7 separate regions of the Mus musculus genome follow, and all the other regions are linked to region 6. The links are chromatin contacts, found by Hi-C in ENCODE. All regions are on one chromosome and are shown on one strand. Each heading gives the region's core, a stretch centred on a gene start or an enhancer-like site at or near the end of the contact. The rest is flanking DNA. Distances are from core to core; before and after follow the strand shown. Region 1 has its middle 120 kb from the start of Prex2. Region 2 holds the start of Hs6st1 (heparan sulfate 6-O-sulfotransferase 1). Region 3 holds the start of Oprk1 (opioid receptor, kappa 1). Region 4 has its middle 18 kb from the start of Gm26206. Region 5 holds the start of Chit1 (chitinase 1 (chitotriosidase)). Region 6 holds the start of Ugt1a1 (UDP glucuronosyltransferase 1 family, polypeptide A1). Region 7 has its middle 16 kb from the start of 6720483E21Rik.

What was found. Hi-C counts contacts between places; a loop is a spot of excess contacts on that map.
Region 1: a map of T-helper 2 cell shows a loop between it and region 6 (9-fold over the local background). The contact joins the enhancer-like site here to the promoter of Ugt1a1 in region 6. A Hi-C loop is called at or near these places in 2 of 37 maps with a recorded cell type or tissue (T-helper 17 cell and T-helper 2 cell).
Region 2: a map of T-helper 1 cell shows a loop between it and region 6 (5-fold over the local background). The contact joins the promoter of Hs6st1 here to the promoter of Ugt1a1 in region 6. A Hi-C loop is called at or near these places in 4 of 37 maps with a recorded cell type or tissue (T-helper 1 cell, T-helper 17 cell and regulatory T cell).
Region 3: a loop to region 6 is called in a map of T-helper 17 cell, with 5 times the contacts of the local background. The contact joins the promoter of Oprk1 here to the promoter of Ugt1a1 in region 6. A Hi-C loop is called at or near these places in 3 of 37 maps with a recorded cell type or tissue (T-helper 17 cell and v-Abl transformed pro-B cells).
Region 4: a loop to region 6 is called in a map of ES-E14, with 16 times the contacts of the local background. The contact joins the enhancer-like site here to the promoter of Ugt1a1 in region 6. A Hi-C loop is called at or near these places in 5 of 37 maps with a recorded cell type or tissue (ES-E14, T-helper 1 cell, T-helper 17 cell and 2 more).
Region 5: a map of T-helper 17 cell shows a loop between it and region 6 (48-fold over the local background). The contact joins the promoter of Chit1 here to the promoter of Ugt1a1 in region 6. A Hi-C loop is called at or near these places in 2 of 37 maps with a recorded cell type or tissue (T-helper 17 cell and regulatory T cell).
Region 7: a map of T-helper 17 cell shows a loop between it and region 6 (17-fold over the local background). The contact joins the enhancer-like site here to the promoter of Ugt1a1 in region 6. A Hi-C loop is called at or near these places in 2 of 37 maps with a recorded cell type or tissue (T-helper 1 cell and T-helper 17 cell).

What each region holds. Positions count from the first base shown.
Region 1 is chr1:10,876,198-10,879,380 of GRCm38, forward strand. No RefSeq gene overlaps it. Among named protein-coding and RNA genes, the nearest start is that of Prex2, 120 kb to the right of the region's middle. Within about 2 kb of position 1,382, at least 1 of the 3 ENCODE cell types and tissues checked has a DNase peak (open chromatin) inside an H3K27ac peak, as active enhancers do.
Region 2 is chr1:36,067,016-36,069,779 of GRCm38, forward strand. It overlaps Hs6st1 (heparan sulfate 6-O-sulfotransferase 1), which reads left to right and starts at 1,385. Exons shown (of 2, transcript NM_015818.2): 1 at 1,385-2,169. The coding sequence starts at 1,643.
Region 3 is chr1:5,587,027-5,589,939 of GRCm38, forward strand. Oprk1 (opioid receptor, kappa 1) reads left to right here and starts at 1,467. Exons shown (of 4, transcript NM_011011.2): 1 at 1,467-1,637; 2 at 2,009-2,279. The coding sequence starts at 2,023.
Region 4 is chr1:3,118,414-3,121,256 of GRCm38, forward strand. No RefSeq gene overlaps it. Among named protein-coding and RNA genes, the nearest start is that of Gm26206, 18 kb to the left of the region's middle. Within about 2 kb of position 1,561, at least 1 of the 3 ENCODE cell types and tissues checked has a DNase peak (open chromatin) inside an H3K27ac peak, as active enhancers do.
Region 5 is chr1:134,109,919-134,112,834 of GRCm38, forward strand. It overlaps Chit1 (chitinase 1 (chitotriosidase)), which reads left to right and starts at 1,324. Exons shown (of 12, transcript NM_001284525.1): 1 at 1,324-1,444.
Region 6 is chr1:88,210,261-88,213,252 of GRCm38, forward strand. It overlaps Ugt1a1 (UDP glucuronosyltransferase 1 family, polypeptide A1), which reads left to right and starts at 1,699. Exons shown (of 5, transcript NM_201645.2): 1 at 1,699-2,611. The coding sequence starts at 1,742. All of the region lies in intron 1 of Ugt1a10 (UDP glycosyltransferase 1 family, polypeptide A10), which reads left to right. The region is part of intron 1 of Ugt1a9 (UDP glucuronosyltransferase 1 family, polypeptide A9); the gene reads left to right. All of the region lies in intron 1 of Ugt1a8 (UDP glucuronosyltransferase 1 family, polypeptide A8), which reads left to right. It also overlaps Ugt1a7c, Ugt1a6b, Ugt1a6a, Ugt1a5 and Ugt1a2.
Region 7 is chr1:20,872,897-20,875,859 of GRCm38, forward strand. No RefSeq gene overlaps it. Among named protein-coding and RNA genes, the nearest start is that of 6720483E21Rik, 16 kb to the right of the region's middle. Within about 2 kb of position 1,334, at least 1 of the 3 ENCODE cell types and tissues checked has a DNase peak (open chromatin) inside an H3K27ac peak, as active enhancers do.

The DNA of each region.
Region 1 (3,183 bases), core at 132-2,631, about 77 Mb before region 6:
TGTCTTATATTAATAACAGAACATCTGCCATCCACAATGTCATTGGAAAATTGTTGGTATGCATGTGAACAATTGTCTTTGTTTCTTACTATGGTATAAATAAATATATTGCCATTTAATCATTTCCAAGAGGCTCAATGAAATTAAGTATACTAACATTATAGAAATATCATTTCCATTCATTTCTGATACATTCTCATCATCAAACCAAAAATATGTATTACTACATACTAGCTCCCTATTTCTTATCCTACACCAGCCTATTTACTTTTTGCCTCTATAAATTTGACTATTCTAATACTTCATATAAGATATATCACACGATATTTGTCGTCATCATAGCAACAAGAAAAGTCACAAATAAGTTGGGTGATTCTTAAAGACATTAGGCTAAGTTGAAGAAATCCTTAGTGAAATAAGCTACAGATGGTGTTCAGGATAGTCCTGTCAGAAATTTGCTTTTCTTTTGATGTTGGCCTTATAGGCAAAGAAGTTGTAGAGAAAAGTGACTATTTGGTTTTACATAGAGGTCTTTAGCCAGCCACCTCGTCTGATCCCTTTAATGCCAGTTCAGGTCAACTGTAAGGAACTCTGGATACACAGCACTTGAAGGATGAAGATATTCCTGCTTTGTGCTTAGTCTCATAACATCCATACAATGCATTTCAGTATTTATCAGACCAATGCAATTAGTAGCTTCCAGCTAGTCTCAGAGCTGCCTGGAACCTGCTAAGGACACACTTATGCAAAGACATATACCTGAAGTGGATACCAAAAACAAACGTGCTGAGATCTTTCTTTTATTGTATCTTTATTTCATTTATTATATGGTACCATGTGCTATTTAGCAAATTCTATGTTTCTATGATCTAATAATTTTACCCTGTTAGGACAATAGGGAAATTTAGTAAAAATCTGTACAAAAACGTAAAAAGAGGAGAAGATACATTCATTCTATCCACTGAAGTTACTTGGGTCATACATTTTTGGTAAACTGATAAATTACCCTCATGACAGGTCTCTCTACTTTTTAACAATGTCTCTACCACTTTTTCTATAATTTGATGCATCTATAATGAAATCTTGTTGAGCAGACATAAGCTTTCTATTATGCTTCATAAATGAGTCGGGAATTAGGACTATGAGATTTGAATTAATGAGCTTCACATTTTAATATGCTTCATATAATTCTAGTTTCTTAAAGCTGGAGAAGCCCTGAACCCACACATGTTAATTAGACAGTTGTAGGTTAGCTAAAAAGATAGGAAGGCAAAAGAACACAAACAGCTCTCTCCAGGCCCCTGGGACCTGTAGGGAAGTCATTTGAGGACAGCTCTGGGCTCAGCTTCCTGACAGCACTGTGACTGAGCAAGTCCTGGCTGTCCTTGTGAGCCAGGGTCCACTTCCCCTGCAGCAGAAGCTGCTGCTGTGCCGACCCAGCTGTTCCAGTGTCTGCCTGTTTTTGGCTTGTCTTGACTCATAACTTCACTGCTGTCCTGTCTGCCTGCTTTATGCTCTACAAAGACAAACTCCCAGTTGTCTCTGCATCTCTCTAATTTAAATCTCCACAAAGATAGGCTTTGAATATTTCAAGCAGTTACACTGCTTTTTGCCAGAGAAATCTGGCATTGTGATATGGTAATACCCTGCCCATAAATTAGCTGCTCTCAGCCAAACACCCTCTTCTTGGGCTTGTATGTTGAGAAGCTATGGCCTAGCCTCTCTAGGTTCTATGAGCATGGGTGCGTTTGAGTAACAGCACTGGGATCCCTTTCCTGGTTGAACAGAGCTCAGCTGAATCCAAAGAGATTCTTTCAAACCTACTGAGTCTTAGAAACACATCTCTGCATTGGTAAGGAACCTTGCCTCTGCCTTATTTCTTCTGCCAAAAGGTGGGTTAAACATCTTCTGCAAAAGGTAGATTGATTGCCATACTTTGACCAAACCATCTCAGTCAGTCAACAGGTTCTCCAGAGCAGGAGCAAGGATTAAAAAGAAAAAAAGACAATTAGACAACATTGTAGCCTGACCCCAGCCAGTTCTGAGGCTGAAGCAAGTTTATTTTTTCCTGTCTGCTTTTATACCACTTTAAGTATCTGCAAATTGATAAGGTCAGTTCTGGGTCAAGGAATAAGCAAGGCAATAAACAATCCAGGAAACACCTTTCTAGGGGCTAGTCCGGATGACTAAGACAAAAGGAAGGCCACACAAGCCTCTGCTGGGTCCACTTGGAGCTTTGCATTAACTCAAATGCAAATGTTCTTAATCTGGGCCTATTTCCTGAGGCCTGGCCCAAAGTCAGATTCCTTCTTTGAGTTTACTTTTTTGTTTTGGCTATCAAATTCCAGCCAAGTGTCTAGAAGCAAGGGGGGAGGGGGCGCTCTCTATAATACCTTGTTTGTGTAATGTGAAAAGTCATACCACCAATGTGACTCGAGAGCATGGCATGTCTCATTGGACTGGAACACTGAGTAAGTCCAGCTATGGCATATTCCTTATTTTTATTTGTTTTTCTTAATCTAAACAAAGAATGGGCTGCTTATAAATAAACACATAACATGCAGAAGGTCATGTTATTTAGGAGGTTTTATTATTGATTTGTTTAGAAGCTGGAAGCAATGCAATATGGCCAACAGAAATTTATTTAACTGGTACTTATTGAAAACTAGGTATGTACTAAACATTGTACCAATCCTTGGAAATTCAGTACTGAAAAGCCAGGTGTGAACTCTGCTCTCATGGAGCTCAAATGATACCATCAACTCAGTTTTCCAGGCTTTTAGAGCAGTGCAGATTAGGTTAGGGACTAAAACAAAATCCTTGAGTCTTTCTTCAAGTTTTCTAACTGAAGTGTAGAAGAAGGCCTGGAAGCTCAGTGGTTTACAAGCACTGGCTGCTGGAAGAGGACCTAAGTTTGATTCCCACCACCCAGACAGCAGTTTACCACTGTCTATAATTCCAAGCTTGAGGGATCTTTTCTCTTAATAAGCGTTACACACAAATGATACACAGACATCTGTTCAGGCAAAATACTATACACATAAAATAAATTTAAAATAAAGTATAAATGAAAGACTATGTATAAATTAGCCACTAAAACATTAAAGTGGCAATTTAACTTCTATTATAAGCAAACTGTGAGCCAGACTGATGTCATAATGATAGTTTTAATAATTTATAATT
Region 2 (2,764 bases), core at 135-2,634, about 52 Mb before region 6:
CAAGACAGGGTTTCTCTGTGTAGCCCTGACTGTCCTGGAACTCTCTCTGTACACCAGGCTGGCCTCGAACTTAAGAAATCCGCCTGCCTCTGCCTCCCAAGTGCTGGAATTACAGGCATGCACCACCACTGCCCAGCTGCTCTTTTTTTTCAAGTCTTTTTTTTTTTTTTTTAACTTGCAGTCAATGCTTTGGACCACTATTGCCACCCCCTCCCCTTCTCTCCACTTTTTGACCCACCCCTTAGCAGGACAGATCCAGGGCACTACCCAGGGGTACTTGCTGTGGGCACCTGAGCCTGGCCTGGCAGTGGGAGCACCTCCCAGAGGCCACTCTGGCCTGAATCCAAACACCCAAGCCCCTCCCAGCTACCCTAGGCTGTGGAACTCTGCACAGGTCATTTCACTCCCCACCTCCAGTTGTTCTGGCCGCCTAAGTATAGCTAGGGGCCCAGTACAGAGTACAACATGGGCGACGGGACCTTCCACATGTTATAGGCTGCATAGATTACTACTAGAGCCTCCAACTTGCAGCCTAGGGCCCAGGCGACCCTCCACTACAGGCAGAGCACCAATCAAGGCTGCAGATACTGCTGCCAATGTAAAAAAAAAAAAAATCACGAAGGTTGGAATTTTAATTTTTTTCTAATGTTGGTTCACTATTTTGTTTGTTTGTTTGTTTGTTTGAGTATGACCAGGATCAAAACAGGGCACACTGGGCGAGAGGGACAAATAAAGCTTGTCCTCTGGTCTCTGCACACATTTCGGTTTATCTTCAACTGAGGGCTTTGGGTCATTGTCCCAGTGCCTCCAGGGGACTGGTGATATCCACGTAAGAGCCGGATCCATGCCCTTAACGTCTCTCTTCCTTCCCCACCCTTACTGGTAGTCCTAAACCACCTGGTGGTCCCGACTCCCAGCGCTCTCGAACTTGGAACTTCCTATCCTTCAATGTGAAGGTCAAAGCCTCCGTATTCCCGTGGGAGACAGAGAGCGCAGGTAACACAAACTACCATAACCAGAGAAGGTGAAAAAACTCGGGCTCCCAAACCCAGGACCAATGCCCAAAAGAGCCACCCACTCGTAGGCTCGGGACAACCCAGTCGCCACCCACAGGTCTGCGAGCTGGATCCAATGCCCTTTCCGTAGCGACCGGCGTTGACAGTGTGAGAGACACGCGACCCGTCGCCCAGCTCTGGCCTGTGCCTGGGCCTCCTCCGGCCCCGCCCCTCCCCCAGGGCGCTCCAGAGGCGGAGCGGAGGATCGGAGCGGGCGGCGACAGCAAGAGGCGCCGCGAGGGCGGGCCAGGGGCGGGCCGGGGCGGAGCCGCGACGAACTGCGGAGACGCGGCGGCGCACGGGGCGGTGCAGAGCGTTCTCGGCGCTGAGCTTTGCGGGCGGGTGCGGGCGCGCGCGGCTGCGGGGCGCTGTGGCGGGGGCCGGGCTGTACGCTAGCCGAGCCGGGATCGGGGCGGGGAGCAGCCACGGCGCCGCCGAGGCCCGGGGCCCGCGACGCTGCGCACAGCCTGGGCGCCGAGTAGCCGGGCCGGGCCGGAGCGCGGGCGGCGGTGGCGGCGGCGGTGGCGGAGCAGCTGCGCCCCCCGCCCTCCCAGGCCCGGCGCCCGGGCCGCTGGCGATGGTGACACATGCGGCGGCGGCGCGCCGGCGGCAGGACCATGGTTGAGCGCGCCAGCAAGTTCGTGCTGGTGGTGGCGGGCTCGGCGTGCTTCATGCTCATCCTTTACCAGTACGCGGGCCCGGGGCTGAGTCTGGGCGCGCCCGGTGGCCGCGTGCCCCCCGACGACCTGGATCTCTTCCCCACGCCGGACCCACATTACGAGAAAAAGTACTACTTCCCGGTGCGCGAGCTGGAGCGCTCGCTGCGCTTCGACATGAAGGGCGACGACGTGATCGTCTTCCTGCACATCCAGAAGACCGGCGGCACCACCTTCGGCCGCCACCTAGTGCAGAACGTGCGCCTCGAGGTGCCCTGCGACTGTCGCCCGGGCCAGAAGAAGTGCACCTGCTATCGGCCCAATCGCCGCGAGACCTGGCTCTTCTCTCGCTTCTCCACGGGCTGGAGCTGCGGGCTGCACGCTGACTGGACCGAACTCACCAACTGTGTGCCCGGTGTGCTAGACCGCCGCGACCCAGCAGGTCTGCGTTCGCCCAGGTGAGCGCCCGCTGCGGGAAAGTGTGATGGCGGGGGGGGGGGGGGGTACCCCTAAGCCCCGGGCCAGATCTGCCCTCTCCTCTCTTGGGGCCCCTTCCAGTCTGCGGGATCCCAGGATTCCCATCTCATCCTTCCCTACACCTGCCACTCCTGACCTCTGATCCCTCTTTTCACCCTCTGTTCCGTGCCTCTCCTCGCCACTGGCCTGTCTGCGCAGTGCCCAGACTTCCTCCTGGGTCACTGCCCGCTGCTCTCTGTCCACCCTACCTGCTATGCACTGCGGGCTAGCCTGAGAGATAAACCTCGGGGACTAGAGGTCCAGGCTTGGCTCTAGAGGCAGAAAAACAGGTGTGTCTCTGTGTGCATGTGTAGCCCGTACCCGTCTAGTACTAAAAGTGGAGCAAGAGAAATGCGGTTCCTCTTCCTGTGCACCTGTGGTATCTCCAGGCCCTCCGGTGCCTGCCAGCCTGGGGAGGAGCTGCCAGGAAAGGGGTGGGCTCTGCCTGCCGGTGTGTGCAGGTAGAACAAAGGCCCGTGTGACCCAGACTGAAGTCGGAGAGAAGGCAGCACTACCTGGCCTCCCCAGCCACAGAAG
Region 3 (2,913 bases), core at 217-2,716, about 83 Mb before region 6:
TCCCTCCACCATACCTGATCCCATCTGTTCCCATCCAACCTTCACCCAGTACACCCTCAAAATCTATTCTATTTTCTCTTTCCAGGAAGATCCATGCATCCTTTCGTAAGTCCTTCTTATCATTTAGCCTCCTTGGATGTGTGGATTGTAGCATGATTATCCTTTATGGCTAATATCCAATAATAAATGCATACATACCATGTTGTTCCTTCTGGGTCCCTACAGGCCATTTATAAAGAAGCACTTTCTGAGTTGAGATCCTTTCTTCCAAGATATGACTATGTTTGTGTCATATTGACAAAAACCAACCACACTCTTTGCAATGAAAATTTGCAAGACTTGAAAATGGTCCTCAGAGCTGGGAGTTGAAAACACTGTTGCCAAAGGAGAATGTTCGTCTTGCTTTATATGCAGCAGAGTAAAAAAAATTGTACATCTGTAAACTGTGCAGGCAGATGGCCAAATCTCCTTCAGTTAGTAAGCAGCAGAAGTTCAAGGAGCCCCCCTCCTATCATCATCGCATGAATAGACTTGAGTCTGCCACTAAAATGCCCACCTGTGGACATGATGTACATTATGGGAAACAATGGGGATCTGGTTTATCTAAGTCCTTGAAACTCCTGGGAAAATTCGAGTGTCTCACCCTTGGGTGGTTCCAGTTCCACAGCACTTCTTTTTCTTTTGGAATATTTCTTAGGGACCCAGCTCTGGATCCCCAAGAGCATCTTTCTCTTAGGGCCTCTTTTACCCAACAGATTCTGACAGGGACACCTGGACTGTCAATATTTTACACATAGTTGAGACTGTTTCTCACAAAGGTTTGAATTATCTGCATTTGGTATAGGCAAGAACTTCATGGCTGAGATTAACATAAATAATTACTCTCCTGCTGCAACAGCAGAGCCTAGGAAAGGAGAATGTGTGCAGTAATAGCAGGCAATAATATTAGTACCTGTAAGTACAGTGTTCTTGCAACCTGCCATTCTAGACAGAGCAGAAAGGGTGACAAGATGCACAGTAGCTTTCCATTAATAGATCTTAACCCACTAATTCTATATGATCTGTTTGATTCTGACAAGATTATTTGGCCATTTTATTTGTATCCTTCAATAAATAAAATTCAGTGCTACCACTTGCTTCCTTGCTTAAAGACACTAGTCCTGGGAACTCTGAAGAAAAGAAATTCCAAACACACGGAATGATCCCATGCACTCTTGTCACTGTACAGGGCCCTTTCAGTTACTGGACCTTAGCTAAGCATCAGACCGCCCGCCAGGAAGCTGCAGAGAGAGAAGCGGCAAGCAGCTTGGGCAGTTGGAGTTAGTGAGCCTTGGCAGAGCGGCAGACTGGCCTGGGTCAGCTCTGAGGGGGCGTGGCTTGGAGAGGAGGGGATGGGCGGGGATAGGCTGAGATGGGGAGCAGGGCGGGGGCAACCAGCCCTGCAGCTCTCAGCTTGCCTGTCCCCGGCGCACCTTGCTGATCCCAAACAGGCAGAGCTTCTTCCAGTCTTGGAAGGCACAAATTGAGCATCAGGAACGTGGACCCATCAGGGCTGAACAGCTACTCAGGATCTAAAGTGGTGACTTGGAAAGCTGACGGTGACTTGGGAAGGGAGGTCGCCAATCAGCGATCTGGAGGTGAGCTTGGGGCTTTCGAGGCACAGTGGGGAAATTGCTGTGGCTAGTGCTTCTTGGGGTTGCATGCACAGACAGGCAGGGTAGAGGCAGCCACAGGAGTGGACAGCACAACGCCCGAGGGTGAAGCAACCTCAGGGCTCCAAAAAGGTGCAAATACTCTCAGTTTAATAGCTGCAGTGGAGGTAGGGGTAGGGGGTGGGAAGGGGATTTCAACCTGTCTGCTCCTTCCTTGGGATGGGCGGCCAGACTGAGTCCTGGGGTTGCGGGCTCCTGCGCCTCCAGCCCTGCCTGTACAGGCAAAGTTTGTCTCTCTGGGTTCAATCTGTTCTCTGCTCCTGCAGCCCCGCAAGTGCCACCTTCTCGCTTTCCAGCTGCAGCGCTCACCATGGAGTCCCCCATTCAGATCTTCCGAGGAGATCCAGGCCCTACCTGCTCTCCCAGTGCTTGCCTTCTCCCCAACAGCAGCTCTTGGTTCCCCAACTGGGCAGAATCCGACAGTAATGGCAGTGTGGGCTCAGAGGATCAGCAGCTGGAGTCCGCGCACATCTCTCCGGCCATCCCTGTTATCATCACCGCTGTCTACTCTGTGGTATTTGTGGTGGGCTTAGTGGGCAATTCTCTGGTCATGTTTGTCATCATCCGGTGAGTTCAGGGACAGGTCTCGGTGGTGGTGGTGGTGGTGGTGGTGGTGGTGTGTTGACAGTAGACAATTTGTGTGTGTGTGTGTGTGTGTGTGTATACCAGACAGCCAAGTGAGTGCAGGGTCTCTTCTATTCAGGGTTCCTGAGAGATTCTCCAAGGTGACATCTTAAAAGAATTTCCTGGGAGAGTGTTTTGTCAGGAATTGTGGGTTTCATACAGGGCTAATCCAAGGTACTTTTAGGATTTAAGAGCTACCTGCCCACATCAAAAGGGAGGCTACAAACCTCAGCTAAGAGAACACGCAAGAAAATGCCAGGGTTCTGATCACAAGGTCGTTTCCTGGTAAAGAAATTAGAATATCTGTGTAAGCCCTTGCTTGTTTGCCTGCTCTGGATTGAGTCACTTTATTGCCCTGTCTAATATTTCTTTAAATAAATTCTGGGCCCACCAAATGCATGGGAGATAATTCAGATTTGTGTGTGTGTGTGTGTGTGTGTGTGTGTGTGTGTGTGTGTGTGTGTGTGTGTGTGACTTGTTAGACTGATGGTGCAGCTTATGAAACGAAAACCAACTAGGCTATTTAGTGTTGTGAATATCCACTAGCATGACTTTGAAGTGCCCAGGATTAAGCTCA
Region 4 (2,843 bases), core at 311-2,810, about 85 Mb before region 6:
AGATCAGGGAGATCTACAGCTAGTCCTGTGTGACTTTCCTCATGGAAGTATGAACAAATGTTCATTTACGGCACCAAAGTTATGATTCTACTCAAAGCTAGCTTGGTGAAGTAATGATTTTTTGGAGGTACTTATGAAAGCGTGGTTGAAGGGTCACTTATAGGAAAAGGGGTTTGTAGGGCTTATGTTCTCATGCTAATTATGTTGCCCCAAAACCTGTTTAAGTTGTCTCCCACTTAGGCTAAAGGAAGCCTGTCCCCAGTTGACTCTGATTGGGAAATAAAGTTGCCAGCAGCCAATAGTTGGGCAGAGAGACAGAGGTGGGACATTTAGTAATCCCAGGTAAGAAATGAAGAAGAAAAGAAAGGGTCTGCATCGAGAGGGCCATAGGACGAGCCTGAGGGAGAGACAGCTGAAATGTACATACATGCAGGGGGGAAAGCAGCCCCATCGGGAGTGCTGCTCAGAAAGAACAAGGGCAGTAAGATAAAAATACAGATTTAGTAAGTGTTGACTCAGGACGGCTGGAGGGGAGTGTGTGCTAGCCATGGAGAAGTTTGGAAGTGCCTGATCATTGACCTAGTTAAGACATACTAAAATATAAATGTTGTATGTGAGTGTCTTTCATTCATGAGTCCAGAGCTCTTGGGCATGTGCAGAGCTGCATGAGCACTTGCCAAGAAAATAGAGCTTACCTTTAAATGTTTACCACTACCTGGGTTACTTAAGGAGCAGATGAATTGGAAAGCCCAACCCTGAATGGATGACAAGTCACATTTGCTATATCCCTGAAGGACTCTGGGATCACCTTGCAGACAGCTTTATTTAAGAATTCTCCCCTCTTCAGCCATTGATTGTTGCTTTTATAGACACGAGGGGAGGACATTGACCCACTTCCTTTTCTCAGTCGAATTTCTTTTATCTGCCACAGGATGCATCACAATTTGTAGAGTCTGTAACAGTAGACTTTTTGGTTTTGAAACGAGTGTGGGAGACTTCTATCCTTTCTAATCATTCTCTATGAAATTTTTCACTGAAGATCTACACTGAAGAAGAGGGAAATATATGGACCTGAAGATTCTGTCATTTTCTATTTCACCTAAAACTTACATGGAAAACTAGCAAGGATTAAAGCATTACAATGGAACTTTATAATATCTGCTGCTTTGCCTGCCTTTTTGCATCCCTCCTGCCATCTCTGTACACTCACCCACTTCCTTCTGTTGTCTAGAAACAGGATTTTGCTCAGAAGTCCTGGTTGGGCTGGAGCTCACAGTGTCCCAGCCTAGCCTTGAACTTTCACTGACTCTGCACTTTCTTTGTCTACAGAGTTGGGACTACAGATGGGATTTATCATGCTCAGCTGAGAATATGTTTTGTTTATGCAAAGAGTAAGCACTGTTCATATAGTCATAGGTACTCTTTATGTCTCTTCTTTGCCTTTTCCTTTTTTTCCCCATTGATAAAATATCTTTTCCCATCTGGAGAGAGCTTAATCTTGGCTTTATATCCTTTAGCAGCAGTAACACTTTTGGAAGCGAAGGGAGGAGAATGAGATGTCCCTGGAGAAATTGTTTTCTTAGCCAGTGGCTGCCAGTTTTAGAGAAAACTATGTTTGTCTCCACAGTGACGGAGCAGGAGTGTGCAAGAAAACCCTCTGAGGGTTTGCTTGGATAACAAACATTATGCATCATGGGTCCCAAGTGCATACTTACTTAATGCCAAAAATTTGAAAAATATTTCCAGACAAGTAAGAAGAGGCAGATAGCTTATAAATTAAAATGAATGAATATTAACTGTGGGTGAAATTCAGAGCCTGGGTTTATTTTCCAAGGGCTATATTTGAATAAAAATATCTCTGCTATCTCATGTTTAGTACTAGTGATATGTATCTGTGTTAATTACTTTCCATTTATGTGAAAGACAGTTTGAAATGTGCTAAAATGTGAAACAAATGCATGCAGATTTCCTTCATTTGGGCCAAAATTTTATGTCCTATTTTCCAAAAATATATTTCTTCCAGGAAGAAGCCAAGCTATGTGGCCAGATATGATAAGAGTCTGAATTGCACGCAGCTATTTATAAAGTACTCTGTGTCTGCCATCTGCTCTCCACATTCATCTCTTCTGTGTCCCTCTTTCCTAAGATGCTAGCTGTGACTCGGGAGTGAATGTCACATCTTCCTCCCTGTTTTTATTCTTGTTTCAGCTTAGATCCCTTTCGAGTATCTGAGATCACTTGAGGATTGTCTAATGAAGTTGCAGGCACCCACTTCCTAAGTTTATATTTGCTCTTTAGGTTTTAATTTTTGTTCTTCCATTGGATCAGCAACATATATCTGAAAATATTTTTCTTGCTTCCACTCTGGCCTGAAGGACAACACTCCTGAAGGCTACCAGAGGCCTCTCCAGGAGCTAGGACACCACCAGGACACCTTTTCCATACAACTTACCAGTGCAGGCTTATTGCCTAGTGCTGGGCTTGTCTCTGTTCCCTACAGCAGTTTATTCAACTAAATCTAAATCTAGTGCTAAGGTATTGAATTTTAGAACAACATGATTTTTGTTGTTGTTGTTATTACAAAAAGCAATTGCCTTATTCTATTTGGATGTGTAAAGTAAGATTAATGGCAAATGGTTTTCATAACGGTACATAAAAATAGAATTAGTTAATAGATTTTTACCAATGTTTGTGATGAATTCAGGACATGGAAAAGGGAAGCAAAAGAACTAATAAAAGACTTACAAAAAGACAAAATCAATAACAGTCCTTCTTTTCTAAATATTGGGTTTTATTAGCACCATGATAACTGTATATTAATTTGCACTGACTGTCATAACAAA
Region 5 (2,916 bases), core at 74-2,573, about 46 Mb after region 6:
GGCTCAAGAGAAGTCATCGCACATCCCAGACTATCTGGGTTTGGAAGAAGAGGGGCTGGGGGTGAGTGAGGGTGGGTGGGTGGGTGGAGGTGGGTGTTGTGTATGTATGTTCCAGACTCCACTACGTACTGTACGTACTGTGCTTCTGAGGCTCCAGTTAACAGTCTTCTCATGGTAAGATACATACATCTTCCAGTATTCCCCACCACACACACACACACACACACACACACACACACACACACACACAAAACCCTGGAGGACTACATTTCCCAGACTTCCATCCACTTAGGTATGGTCATGTGACTGGGTTTGTCCAATTAGCAGCAAATGAATGTATCAGGGCAGTTTCTTCTTTTTAGTTTGTTTCTTTGAGATTCACCACCCCCCACACACACGGTTGGCCATATGACTATGAAGTCAAGGACAAGTCTAAAACTACCTAGCTGCTCTGTGTGTGTGTGTGTGTGTGTGTGTGTGTGTGTGTGTGTGTGTGTGTGTTGGGGATTTGAGTCTGAGGGTTCTTATGCCCACACTCCCCTACCATAGTATGTGGGTTTGAGTCCCTCTGTGTTCCTCTGTACCTTCATCAGCTATTGCATGAGAAACATTACAGCCATCTCTGCTTAAGGATGGAAATCATTGTGCCATTGGGTGCTTCTCCTATTGAGCAAACAATAGTGTGTGCCTACTCACGCCTAGATGATGTCAGTCAGCTGCCCTGCCTGTCAGCTACCCTGCCTGGCCTCTTGCTGTAGTCAAGAGATATGGTAACCGTGAGCTGGATGGGGTGGCATACTCAGGACGTAGCAACATATGGCTTGTAGCAAGCTTTAAAAAAAAAATAGCAGCAGTTAGGGGCTGGAGAGTTAGCTCAGTGGTTACGGGCAATGTTTGTTCTTCCAGAGGATCTGGGTTCAATTCCCAGCGCCCACATGTCAGCTCACAATTGTCTGTAACTCCAGTTCCAGAGGATCTGACATCTTCAGACAGGCAGGCAGACCAAAAAACCAATGCTCACAAAATAAAAATAAATAAATTGGAAAAAAAAAAAAAGCTGGGTGGTGGTGGTGACACAGGCTTTTCTTTAATCCCAGCACTCAGGAAGCAGAGGTAGGCAGATCTCTGTGAGTTCAGGTCTTCAGCTAGAGTTTGAGAATAACCAAGGTTACACAGAGAACCCTTGTCTCATAAAAACAAAGCCAAACTGTGGTAGTGTGGATTGGCCCAGGGAGTGGCATTACTAGAAGGTGTGACCTTGTAGGAAGAAGTGAGTCACTGTAGTGGTGGCCTTTAAGATCCCCCTAGAGGCCGGAGGATGTCAGTTTCTCCTGACTGCAGTTGGAACAAGTTGTAGAGCTCTCGGCTCCTTCTCCAGCACCAAGTCGGCCTAGACAGTGCCATGCTTCTCACCATGATGATGATGGATTAAACCGCTGAAACTGTAAGCCAACCCCAACTAAATGCTTGCTTTTATAAGAGTTGCCTTGTCTCTTCATAGCAGTGGAAACCCTAACTAAGACAGAAGTTGGTACCAGAGACTGGGGTATTGCTATGATAGGCCTGACCATGCTTTTGTTTGGAGGGTGATATGAATGGTGCAGACCTTGCTCAAGGGGTTTCAGAGGAGAGGAATTTTAGTATGTTGCTTGGAGAACATTCTTATGAAGTTATGCTGAAGAACGTGGCTGCTTTTTGCCCTTGTCTGAAGAGTCTGCTTGAAGCTAAGGCGAAGGCAAAGAAAGAGAATCAGATTAATTGCATTGACAGAAGAAGTCTCAGAAAAGCCCAGCATAGACTTTGTCCTCTGGTTCGCTCCCATGAAGAGTGTTTTGATCAAGTGTAGCAAGCTTAGAAAGGAAAAATACAAAATGGGCATCGGGAAGTGCGATGTAGGTAAATCCTGTGTTTGAGGAGATAAACAGATTAAGGGAGTGGTGATTTTCAGCAAGCTACGCTTATTGCTTGTGTGTTTGCAGTTGAACAACAGATAGTTAACCTTGTTGAGACTGCTATTGACTATGGGGACTTTTGAAGTTGGACTAAATATATTTTGCATTCTGTTAATCTGGGTATGGCCTCCATAGACTCATATGTTTGAACAAGTTTATGGGGCTAGGGGGTAGAATGTGGTGGTTTGGATATGCTTGGTGCAAGGAATGGCACTCTTAGGAGAGGTAGAGGAAGTGTGTCACTGTGGGGGGTGAACTTTGAGACTCTCCCCCAAGTGACCTGAGGATGCCTTTCTTGACTGCAGTTGGAACAAGATGTAGAACTCTCAGGCCCTTCTCCATCACTATGTCTGCCCACATGCTGCCATGCTTCCTACCATGATGATAATGGATTAAACCTCTAAAACTGTAAGCCAGCCCCAGTTAAATGTTTGCCTTTATAAGAGTTGCCTTGGTCATGGTGTCTCCTCACAGCAACGGAAACCCCAACTAAGACACAAACAAACAAACTAGTAGACCTGTGCCCTAAAATGACAATTAAAATAAATCATAACCGATGTGGCCAGAGCTTTCACTTGTCCACCTAATAGACAATGCCCAGACAGCTATCATCACAGAGTCTCAGGGGGCTGGTGGGTTTAGAATTGAGTGTCACATGCAGGAATCAAGGACTTTACTGTGCTGGTTGAGGCAGGGAACCACACCATGGAAAAGAAGCCATGGGTACACAGTAGCTCTAGAAAGAGGTCATTCTCTGGGGCTTCCCTCCTGCCCACAAGCAGCACAGCCAAGCCCTCCATCTGTGCCACTGTGGGGCTGTAAGGAACCAGGAAACAGCACTGACTCCCACTCACTCCATAACCAATACCCGGGGGGTGCAGAGAAAGAGGCTCCATTTTAACCATCAATATACTTGTTTGTTTTAAAAATCCTGGGGCTGGAGATGGCTCAACAGTTAAGAGAG
Region 6 (2,992 bases), core at 449-2,948:
CCTGTATGTAGCTTAATTGGTAGTCTCCACTCCAGTGAAAGAGCCTGCCTCAAACACAAAATGTACAGCCTCTGAGAAATAACACCCAAGATTACTCTTTAGCCTACAACACACATACACATACGCACGCACGCGCACGCACACACACCACTTTTTTTTCCTTTTTTTTATTACGTATTTTCTTCAATTACATTTCCAATGCTATCCCAAAAGTTCCCCCCTCCCCTACCCACCCATTCCCATTTTTTGGCCCTGGCATTCCCCTATGCTGGGGCATATAACGTTTGCCTGACCAATGGGCCTCTCTTTCCAGTGATGGCCGACTAGGTCATCTTTTGATACATATGCAGCTAGAGTCAAGAGCTCTGGGGTACTGGTTAGTTCATAATGTTGTTCCTCCGATAGGGTTGCAGATCCCTTTAGCTCCTTGGATACTTTCTCTAGCTCCTCCATTGGGGGCCCTGTGATCCATCCAATAGTTGACTGTGAGCATCCACTTCTGTGTTTGCTAGGCCTAGTCTCACAAGGGACAGCTATATCACCGTCCTTGCAACAAAGGCTTGCTAGTGTATGCAATGGTGTCATCGCTTGGAGGCTAATTATGGGATGGATCCCTGGATATGGCAGTCTCTAGATGGACCATCCTTTTGTCTCAGCTCCAAACTTTGTCTCTGTAACTCCTTCCATGGGTGATTGTTTCCAATTCTAAGAATGAGCAAAGTGTCCACACTTTGGTCTTCGTTCTTCAGTTTCATATGTTTTACATATTGTACCTTATATCTCGCTATACTAAGTTTCTGGGTTAATATCCACTTATCAGTGAGTACATTTCATTTGAGTTCTTTTGTGATTGGGTTACCTCACTCAGGATGATGCCCTCCAGGTCCAACCATTTGCCTAGGAATTTTGTGAATTCATTCTTTTTAATAGCTGAGTAGTACTCCATTGTGTAAATGTACCACAATTTTTGTATCCATTCCTCTGTTGAGGGACATCTGGGTTCTTTCCAGCTTCTAGCTATTATAAATAAGGCTGCTATGAACATAGTGGAGCATGTGTCCTTCTTACCGGTTGGGACATCTTCTGGATATATGCCCAGGAGAGGTATTGCGGGATCCTCCGGTAGTACTATGTCCAATTTTCGGAGGAACCGCCAGACTGATTTCCAGAGTGGTTGTACAAGCTTGCAATCCCACCAACAATGGAGGAGTGTTCCTCTTTCTCCACATCCTCCACACACCACTTTTTTAAATGATGGAAATGATTAAGAGGAACCCTGAGTGAATGATGGAGGGTTTCCATGGACAAAAGTGACGTTTCAACACAATGCTCTTTTCTTTCCAAAAGACTTTCTGAGTAACTGTCAGTCTTATTCTTGGGAAAGTGTTATGCTTTGGCACTTTACGGTCCTTTTTCCCTCTCTGTTAACCCTTTTTGACTTACAAAAATGCTAGTTTAATGAGTCCAAAATGGCCAGAGATGGTTGGGCCAGCTATATTCACCCAAACATGCTACTTAGAGGAAGGAGTAGCTGTCAGTTCAATTGCTGTTATTTGTTAAGGAACTCAGTAAAGCTCCTCCCACTATGTCATGGAAAACAAATGCTCCACGGTCTTGCCAGCTCATTGACAGCTTTAGTCATGGGGCACAATCAATCATTAACTGGTTGCACAGGTTTCTCCTCGTGTGTCATGAGCCAGCTTGAGTAGATCTCTGGCAGCATCAGAGAGAGAGAGATACCATGACTGTGGTGTGCTGGAGCTCGCGTTTGCTTCTGCTTCTTCCGTACCTTCTGTTGTGTGTGTTCGGTCCCTCTGCATCCCACGCTGGGAGGCTGTTAGTGTTCCCTATGGATGGAAGCCACTGGCTGAGTATGCTTGGAGTTATTCAGCAGCTCCAGCAGAAGGGGCACGAAGTTGTGGTCATAGCACCTGAAGCCTCAATACACATAAAAGAAGGATCATTTTACACTCTGAGGAAGTTCCCTGTGCCATTCCAGAAGGAAAATGTGACAGCTACTTTGGTGGAACTTGGACGGACTGCCTTTAATCAAGATTCTTTTCTGCTGCGCGTGGTCAAAATATATATGAAAGTCAAAAGGGATTCCAGTATGCTCCTAGCTGGCTGCTCCCACCTGCTGCACAATGCCGAGTTTATGGCCTCTCTGGAAGAAAGTCACTTTGATGCTCTGCTGACAGACCCTTTCCTTCCCTGTGGCTCCATTGTGGCCCAGTACCTGACTGTGCCCACTGTGTACTTCTTGAATAAATTGCCATGCAGCCTGGATTCAGAAGCTACCCAATGCCCCGTCCCATTGTCCTACGTGCCCAAGAGTTTGTCTTTCAACTCAGACCGCATGAACTTCCTACAGCGAGTGAAGAACGTGCTCCTGGCCGTGTCAGAGAACTTTATGTGCAGAGTGGTTTATTCCCCCTATGGGTCACTTGCCACTGAAATCTTACAGAAAGAAGTGACTGTCCAGGATCTTCTGAGCCCTGCATCTATCTGGCTGATGAGAAGTGACTTTGTGAAAGATTACCCCAGGCCCATCATGCCCAACATGGTTTTTATTGGTGGTATAAATTGCCTTCAGAAAAAGCCCCTATCCCAGGTGTGTATTGGCGCCTCTCCAGGCCTGTTGTTCTTTGGGAGAAAGGAACTTTCCATAGGTATGTGCTGATCTCAGGGAGGCTTGTATGGTTTCAAGTGTTCTCTCTTGTTAACTTCTATCCCCTAAGTCTCACAGTCTTGAATTTGTCTGTCCTTGGCATCCTTTTCTGACTTACCTCTTTGTATACAGTATTCTGAGAAATACATATCTTAGGCATTTTATCCTGGGGAATTCAATTTAATGCAGCCAGCATTAATTGTCAGAAGAACCACTGTGTTTGGGACACTTCTCAGAGAACAGAGCTGTGTACTACGAAGCATCCCTTTGGAACTCATGTTCTTGATTCAGGCACTAGTAGCTTAAGTCTGATGCAATTGTTCT
Region 7 (2,963 bases), core at 84-2,583, about 67 Mb before region 6:
TTTGTTTCTCAGACAACTTAAGCTGGCATTTCTTTCCTCATTGTTTATATTCCCTGCCTCTCTGGATTAAGCAAAATAAGATTTGTTTATTTATTTATTTATTTATTTATTTATTTATTTGATGTTGCTCAGAATAAATCTATGGAAACTCTAAAATTTTCTCTTTGGAGGAGCAACTCCTTGCCACCACTAGTACTATTCTTTGTCCCCAGTTTTAGTTGGTTTTACAGAGCAGGGCTGAGGTCTGACCCATGCCTGGCCAGTCATCGACTTCTGTTTTTCTAGACAAATAGTAGTTAATTCCGGAAAAGACACTGGACTGCTCAGAAGCTCTGGGAGTAAAAGAAGCATTGCTTTCTTGCTTGTGTGTGATAAGACAGAAGAAATTACTGTGGTCACCTTGCTACTCCAAGCCCACACAACTCCCCAGTGGGGCTAAGTGGAGGAAGTGGAACCAGGAGTGGGAAAAGAAAGATGGTGTCTGGTGACATTGTTTAGGTCCCCTAGATCTAGTTTATGTTTTCTGGCATTCACCAGCAAAGAAATTTTAACTGAAATAGTTTATATGCAGGCACGCACTTGTCCATGCAGCAGAGGTTTATTGTGTGTCTGCTGTGTGCTGGAGTCTATGCTAAGTTGGAGCTGTAATGGTGGGCCAGGCTTGCTCTCTGCCTTTGAAAAGATGATGATTTAGTAAGAGAAAAAGAAGCAATTCACGATATAGTACTATTAAAATGACAGAAAGAGACGGTGGTGCCCTGGAAGCTGAAAGAGGACATTTGAAATGGGGCCAGTAGCAATGATGGATGGCTTTTGGGCTGTGGTGTGTGTGTGTGTGTGTGTGTGTGTGTGTGTGTGTGTGTATGTGTGTGTGTGCACGCACACGCACACTCGTACTATATGGAAATCAAAGATACACAGCCAGGCAAAGGCGAGACGAGCATTGGAAAGTGTTTCTTGTGGTAGGATGATGGTGAGTGAAGAATCAGGGAAAGCAGGAATTGGGGCAACTTGTGGAGGCTTCTCCACAGCATGGCAGAACGCTAAGACTATAGACATAAGCAAGAGTTCAGCCCAGTAAGTAGTTATCAAGTTAAGGGGTTTCAGTGCCAGGGCGAAAGGCCTGCAGGAGAAGATCGTATAGAAATGGTCTCTACTGCTGTCTTCACAACTCCGATCCATGCTACTTCTAGGTAGAAGTGGTCCAGACACAAGGTGCTGTGCCTCAGCCTTCTGTTCTGAGCTCCAAGGAGGGGACTCCATGCAGATGCAGTGGGTCTTCAGGAGAACCTCCACCTTCCTCCCTCCGCCTCCCTCAGGAGCAGGAGGATTATCATCTTTCCAGTCTTGGCTTTAGAGCCCTGAGTCATCCTCACTTCTTCACATCCCTTCCCTTCGTGATCCTCGGTGGTTGCCAAATCACAGAAATTCTATTTCGAGGGTGTCTCCATTTTCATTTGTACTGAAGAGGGTTTTTTTTTTTTTTTTAATTCCTCAGGAAGTTTTTCCATTTTTCTTCTTCTCTCTGAGCTGGTTATATGACCAGGCATGTTTCCCTCCCCGGGACCTTAAGCTCCCTCTGTTCATATCTTTGTGTGATCCCCTCTCCATAAGCAGATGGAGAATCTATCCCATAAATGGCCCCAAGGGTGATGGACTGCAGTTTCCACTGTTACCTGATCTTTTGTGTTGTTTTTCAAGACAGAGTTTCTCTGTGTAGCCCTGGCTGTCCTGGAACTCACTGTGCAGACCAGGCTGGCCTCAAACTCAGAGATTCGCCTGCCTCTGTCACCCAAGTGCTGGCATTAGAGGAATACACCACCACTGCCCAGTTAAATCATCTTAATATAATGCATCTTGTTGAGAGATTTCTTCTAGACTCTGTCTAGAAAGGTGGTCCTCAGTCTGTGGGGTGGGATCATTTGGGGGCAAATGGACCTTTCACAGGGTTCTCAGATATCCTGCATATCAGATATTTACATTATTATTCATAACAGTAGCAAAATTACAGTTATCAAGAGGCAATGAAATAAGTTTATGGTGGGGGGGTCACTACAACATGAGGTATTAAAGGGTCACAGCATTAGGACAGATGAGAACCACTGCCCTAGAGCCTTTTCCTGCATGCTTGATTATATAAGTAGACACACCAGGAAGACCATCTGGCAAGAGACTGAGTAGTCTCTGGAGTTAATGACCATCTTCAGTCAATAACCAGCCACAAGCCAAGGACTTCAGTCCCACAACGTTAAAAAAATAAATTCTGCTAGCAACCTTAGAAGCAGACGCAGTACCCGTTGAGCCTCCAGATGGAAGGCAGTAGTGGCCAACCTGATTACAGCCTTGCAGAAAAGCCCGTTAAAGTCTGTGTAGACTCCCGCTCCCCTGAAAATGATATCAGAGGCTGGAAGCTAACATTTTATGCATCAGTATCGCAGTGGCCTGTTTGCACTGTCGAGCAGAAGTTAACTGCATGTGTACTGACCACTCCCTCTATGTCCTGTTAGAACACTGTGATTCAGATAGAGTCAGACCCTCTGTATCTAAATGTTCAACATCTACAGATCCAGCCAACCACAGATTGAGAAAAGAACTCTCTAAACCCCAAGTCCCAGAGAGTTTCAAAAGCAGAGTTGTATTTGCTACATACTGAGCATTGCCAACGTACCACATGAATGAAGTGGCATATTGACATAACCTGCTGTAGCCTCTTGCCACCCCTCAGGTCCTCTTTCTGTTCAGCATTTACTGGTTTGTCTGGCTTACTGTTCTTGTACTATCTACTAGTGACACCCATGATGACTGCCTATACTGAATAGATATAGATTTCCATATTGTAGTTATTATCTAAGCAATGGATTCTATTTGTTTTCCATTGTTGTTATAAACACTGTGCTGGTTTGAATATGCTTGGCTCATGGGAAATGCTACTGCTAGGAGGAGTAGCTTTGTTGGAGGAAGTG